Linked DNA regions of Homo sapiens: region 2 is linked to region 1. A link is a contact called in ENCODE Hi-C or POLR2A ChIA-PET data. All regions are on one chromosome and are shown on one strand. Each heading gives the region's core, a stretch centred on a gene start or an enhancer-like site at or near the end of the contact. The rest is flanking DNA. Distances are from core to core; before and after follow the strand shown.

The links. A loop is a pair of places that touch in the nucleus more often than their neighbours do. ChIA-PET counts read pairs that join two places held with the same protein, here RNA polymerase II (POLR2A). Pooled maps may share reads with other maps.
Region 2: a pooled map shows a loop between it and region 1 (2.2-fold over the local background). The contact joins two enhancer-like sites. A Hi-C loop is called at or near these places in 1 of 168 maps with a recorded cell type or tissue (mesothelial cell of epicardium) and 1 of 50 pooled maps. POLR2A ChIA-PET finds 5 or more read pairs at or near these places in 3 of 52 experiments (BJ and WTC11).

Annotation. Positions count from the first base shown.
Region 1 is chr11:12,597,756-12,600,893 of GRCh38, forward strand. No RefSeq gene overlaps it. Among named protein-coding and RNA genes, the nearest start is that of TEAD1, 75 kb to the right of the region's middle. RefSeq lists an enhancer at 1,767-2,061. Within about 2 kb of position 1,561, at least 2 of the 41 ENCODE cell types and tissues checked have a DNase peak (open chromatin) inside an H3K27ac peak, as active enhancers do.
Region 2 is chr11:12,691,322-12,694,459 of GRCh38, forward strand. All of the region lies in intron 2 of TEAD1 (TEA domain transcription factor 1), which reads left to right. Among named protein-coding and RNA genes, the nearest start is that of TEAD1, 18 kb to the left of the region's middle. RefSeq lists an enhancer at 2,087-3,138. Within about 2 kb of position 1,455, at least 31 of the 41 ENCODE cell types and tissues checked have a DNase peak (open chromatin) inside an H3K27ac peak, as active enhancers do.

The sequences.
Region 1 (3,138 bases), core at 311-2,810:
GTTTCACCATGTTGGCCAGGCTGGTTTCAAACTCCTGACCTCAAGTAATCCACCCACCTCGACATCCCAAAGTGCTGGGATTACAGGCGTAAGCCACTGCGCCCAGCCCTGACAAGGAATTTATATCGAGAATATAAGAACTCCTATAACTCATTCAGAAACAGATAAGAGGCCCGATTTTTTTTAAATGGGCAAAATATTTAAACATCCATTTCACAAAAGAGGATTATGGGCAGCTAATAAATACGTAACAATATCTTCAACATAATCAATCTTCAGGGAAATGTAAATTAAAATTATGAGACAACATGAACTAAAACTTATGTGTAATGGTTAAAATTTGAAACACTGATAATAGTGTTAATGAGGATGTAGAACAACCGAAACTCCAACAGTGTTAGTGGGAATATAAAATAGTACCACTTGGAAAAACAGTTTGGCAATTTCTTAAAAAGTTAAACACATGCTTTGCATACAACCCAGAAATTTCATTCACAGGAAATAAAACATTTGAGAGAAAAACAAAAGTATATGTCTAAACAAAGAGTTGTACACAAATGTTCATAGCATTTTTCATAATCGCTCAAAATTGGAAGCCACACAAATGTCTATCAGGGGGAATGGTGAATAAATTGTTGTATATCAATACAACAGAGTACTACTCGGCAATAAAAAGAAACAAACCCCTGATGTATGCAACAGTATGGATAAATCTCAGAAGTGTTATGCTGAGCAAAAGAGCCCAGACCCAAAGTGTACACAGTGTGTGTGTGTATACACACAGACACATACCCCTTAGAATATCTATCTATAAATCAGAATATGATACTTAATAGTGCTCCAATAACGTTACTTGTCTCTAAGTTCCACCCAAGAGATGACAGAATCAGAAGGTTCTGATATTTCTTGGAGATCTTTAGCCAGCCCTCTGAACCCTAACAGTTCAGAAGTAATTACGGCCCGAGTTACAGATCAAGCCAGCAGACACTACTTTCTTCTCTGAGTAATAAGACAAAACACAGGAAGCTGCGGCTTGGCAGTGATTCTTTGATAAAAGGAAAGCTTGTAGAACAAACCATAGGGAGGGAGAGGGATAGGAAGGAAGGAAGGAAGACACAAGTAGAATTGTGAATAATTAGGTTTCTCCCTTCTGCTTTGACTCCAGGTTTTTTCTTCAGTTCTATGATTGGTCATGTCTATAGGTAACAAATAATTACTGTGTTCAGTGCAGGATAGCCTGGTGGAAGGCAAACAGCCCTTGAAGCTCTCAGATCTAGGCTTCAATGCCAACTTTTCTATTGCATGGCTGAGTGATCCTCAGCAGGAGACACAGGATCTCCGTATTGCAGTCTCCTCATCTCCAAGATGAGGATAATAAAAGAATCTAGCTTACAGGGGCATCCTGGGGATTAAACAGCACAGGCTTCCATTGAAATGTATTAGAAACTGGGTAGTCAAAAACTGGAGTATTCAAGTGTGTGACCAAGAATAGACACAGGCTGCACAGAGCTCAGGGCCCAGTCCAGATTGGACGAGAAAGTTCCCTAGGCCAAGCTGGCTAAGCACCGCAGGTACCATTATAACGCCAGCCCTGAGGGATGTGAGCCAACTACTTAAGAATTAGAGAGGCCATAAAAGGCTTCGGCCTCCTCCACCCAATTCCTCAGCCACTTTCCTCCCAGAGGACCTAAGCTCTGTCCCCTACCACTGTTTGTCCTCTTGGTACTGGAATCCCCAGAGCAGAATGTGAGTGTGTCCTCCACCTGGGGAAGGATTGCGTCACAAGCTGGGTGCCTCCTGTGAAGTGTTTGCCCTGCTTGGGCTTAGTAAATACAAATGGCGGCCACCATCTGCTCTTGACCCTTCTGCTCCACGAGCGCGGAGGCTCCCTGGCCCAGTTGGTACTGGGTGCTTCTCCGCAGCGGCCGCCAGGGGGAGCCTGGGCCGAGAGCTCTGGGAAATCGAACAACTCGTTGAGGTCTTAGTTATGGTAGAAAACCTTGAAGTGGTGTTAGGTCAGCACCTGCGAGGGTCTCATTCTAAATACACCAGTATTTGGAGGATGTTTGAGAAAGGGAAATTGTCCAACAGTTAAGTAAAAAGAGCTGGAAACAAATTATCTCCATACTCTCCCTTCACTGGCTGAGAGACTAGTCTGGGTCTTCCCTGACTGCCCAATTTACATTCAGATGCTATGCAGTGGAGCCAGGTGCCGTGGGTCATGCTTGTAATCCCAGCACCTTAGGAGGCTGACGCAGGAGGATGACTTGAGCCCAGGAGTTTAAGGCTGCAGTGAGCCGTGATCACACCACTGTACTTCATCCAGCCTGGACAACAGTGTAAGACCCTATCTTAAAAAAAAAAAAAAAAAAAAAAAAAAAAAAAAACTGTGTAGTGGAAAGAACAAGAATCAGAAGTCATGGGTGGATCCAAGACTGTTCTGGACCCTCCCTAGTTATGAGAACTTGGACATGTCTCTATTTCCCTGAGCCTTTGTTTTTTAATAATGTCTGTTACCATTCATCAGTTATTTTCCATATGCCATGCTGCCAAAAATTATCTCATTCAATCCTTGCCATAATTACATGAACAAAGTGTTTGCTATGTACAGTTTATAGATTAAGAACTGAGGCATAAAAAGTAGCTTACCCGAGGTTTTTAATCTACTAGTTGTTCAGATCTTTCTGACTTCAAAGAGTATGCTGAAGCCCTCTTCTATTTCCACTATACTCTCATTTTCAAATGAGCAATAGTAATAATAATAATATTGCCTTTATAACAGATTTTTACTTGCAAACTTGAAAGTTATTCAAATGATTATATTCTAAGTTTCTTGTTGTATGTTTTGGGATCTGCAATGAGCTGAATGACATATGAATGTCTCAAAATTCATATGTTAAAATCTCAATCCCCAATATAATGGTATTAGGAAATGGGACCTTTGGGAGGTGATTCAGTCATGAGAGTGGAGCCCTCATGGATGGGATTAGTGCCCTTATAAAAGGGACCTCAGAGTGCTCTCTAGGGCACCCCCCACCGCTTTTTTTTTTCCACCATGTGAAGACACAATGAGAAGACAGCAGTCTGCAACACAGAAGAGGGCCCTCATCAGAACCTGACCATGTAGGCACCTTGATT
Region 2 (3,138 bases), core at 205-2,704, 93 kb after region 1:
ACCTCTTGTGTATTCTGGGAGATAGAATGAACCATTTCTGCAGAGTTTGGGTTCCTTTTAGTGAGAAATGGAGTTTCTAGGCTATGATGTGTGTGCTAGGTTCTCTGCTTTTTTTCTCCTCCCACTCCTTCAGTTGAATAATCTGCTCACCTTTGGAAATGGATCCTGCCTGCCATGTCAACTCTAATCGTGGTAAAAGCTTTCCTTGCACACTTGCTCATGCCTGGCCTCTTTGGCTCTCATTTGCCACTTTCATGCTTGTGCTTGTCATCTTGTCCTTTCCTCCCTTAAGAAAAAGACCAAACTGAAGAATTACCATGGATGGTTTGTGGTTTGACTTGCCTCCTGAAGGCCAAAGCTCATGTTAATGTAGGCTTCACAGAAGTCTTTAGTCATTGCCTTCATCATGTCTGCCTGATAGTTTGTTCTATTCCTTGTATACATAACCAGGACATGAGAGATTCCTTATCTTATTACCACCGTGAGCCATTCAGGCTGCAAGCTGTATTTCGATGGTATTGTTGGGTACGTTTGTACTCATCTGTTTCAATAAATATTGATTGAATTAAGCTTTGTACTTCTTCTCCAAAGTGTTTAAAATAGAATGTATTTAATGTCCTAGTCATTTAAAGAATTTATCACTAGTCTATTATTTTTATAAGCTTAAATAAGTTAAAGATTTGTAGTTTTAGATAGATTTATGCATTGGATCCCTAGTTGTAACATAGCTATTGTTTTAGTGCTGCGGGCCTATAGTAGTAGGCCTGCAAGTCTAAGATGAGTGTTTTTTATTTAACAAGTCTGCTATTAAACTTATTTTTAGTATTATAATTTCTGTCTTTGCTTCTTGGAAATTGTTTTATGCCCATGTTGGTGCATCATAGACTATGCACTTAGGCCAACCACCCCCCAGTCCCCCCAGCAAAGCAGGGCTCATTTTAAAGACACGCTCTAATGCTTTCTTCAGAGTTTCCATTCAGACCTACAGTTTTAGCTTCAGTAATACTTTTTTGTTTTGTTGGTGAAACAAAGCTGTATGCGTTCACAGTGCAGCCAACACAGTCTCATGACGGCACAAGTGAATAGTCCTGAAATTATCATCATTCTCCACACCACTGAGAAGTTAACCAGCATCCTGGCCTGGGAAATTTTGGATACACATTTAATGCCCCTCACCCACCACCCCGGCTTTTTTTTCTTTTTAAAGCCGCAAGCTTAATGTAATGGTTCCTCTGTATTAAAGGAAAGTACAGTATTGTAGGGGTTTATTTCCCCCCCGCCCCCGCTTTCCTCCGTGGGCACTGAGAGTAGGGGGAAGAGCCCCGTAATTCACAAGGCAGGCTTCTGTGCCCCGCGGTAAACTCAGTTTCACAAAGGGAATTTTCATTATGGTCCTGTGGCTCCCTAACATAGTGGAGGCTTCAGGAGGCAAGTGGTAAAAGCTACCAAAGAAAAAGCTGGACTGGAGCCACTGACGTCATGTCAGTAAATCTGCTGGAGGAGCCCAGCCATGCAGCGCCTGCCAGCCGGCCCCTGCACTTTGGCCTTGCCTGGTCAACTGTTCTTACTGCTTCCTCCACCCCCACCCCACAGAACAGCCTGTGTTTTTTGTGTTCTTTTCCCCCTTTTCCTTCTGTGCAACTGGGCTGTGTTGAAACCCATAAAGGCTTTTGAAAACCACCCCTACTGGTCCTGTGCTTAATGTCTTGTGTGGGGATAGTGGGGAGAACCCAACAATCCATGAATGAGGGAGGCTTTAAAAGTTTTTTCTAGTGGGGACCTCTTTGTGATGAATAAATCCACAGGGAACATCATGGAAAGCAGCCAGAGGTGCGAGCCCCTGGTGCTTAGTACTTTTAAAGAACTTCGCTTTTAAGTCCTGGGCTGTGTGCACATGTGTGTGTGCGTGTGTGCATGCGCACAGTAAAGGACAGAGAAGGCCAGTCAGCACATGGGTGGAAATACAGAATTTCAGCCTTCTAGCAGAGGATGATTTAAGAGAATGAGTTCCAATGCGAGTCCTTTATTACCCATTAATCATTGGTCTGCTCACTCTGAACTCTGGTTTGCAACTGGAACAGTTAAATCTTAAGCTACATGCTTCTGTACATCCTGGATATTTAGAGTCACAACCCCAGATGGGCCTGAATTAAAATATTGCTGTGCTAAATCTATTTTTACATCTAGGGGAATGACATCTAAAAATAAACCTTATCCCACCTGTTATCCACTTTTGGGAAGTTGAAACGCTGTTAAGTCGCAGCCCATGGATTAAGCTTTGATGACGGCTTCCCATGTGATGCCTGCATTCCACTTTTCCTGCCACTGGCATGATGTTTTCATTGTTTCGGTAACCGTTGTCCTCCTGTTTATTTTGCTGTGAATATTCATTTGCAAATAAGAGTGAAGCATAGGTTCAGACTGGTTTTGATTTTCCTGAATCTTAGGGTCAGAAACATATTAAAAGCAGTATCTTATCCATGAATCATGAGATGAGTCAGTTCCTGAAACCACTACAAGCCTCATAGTTCTTGGCTACAAGCAAAGGCAGGAAATCCAGGCTTCAATAACTTCCTTTCCCAGTCCTGGCTATAGCCGCGTTGGTGGTTAGGTTCTGCTGCCTGCCTTTGTAAGCGGTAGGAAGATGTATGTCTGAGGAACAAAGGCACTTGAGTCAATTTACTGAAACTGTTTATAATTTGTGGTCTTGATCTGAATGTCAGGCTGCGTTGGCACACCCTGCTCTGCTGTGCGGCCCGGCACAACTCAGCCAGGAAAGGCGGCAGGCTGAGTCCGGGGAAGTGCCCCAGCAAACACATGGCAAATGTTTCAAGGGGCTTTAGTGTTCCAGTGAATCCTAAAACTAGGGGACATGCAAGCCGACACTAGGCAGAAAGCTCTGGATTCCATATGTATAGTTGAAGTATCGACTCTTTGTTTGTTCTTCACTTGAGAGAAAGGAGAGAAAAAAGAGAGAGAGGGGAGAGAGACGAGAGAACAAACTAACACACTCGCCAGCCTGCCAAGCTCTGGCCTGTCTCTTGCTTTTACTTGCAGTTTACTTCCTTATATACAGGGTCCTCTTTTTTTTTTTTTCCTTTTGCAGTGTTTCACGCCAGTCTTCCTGACTTCAGAATC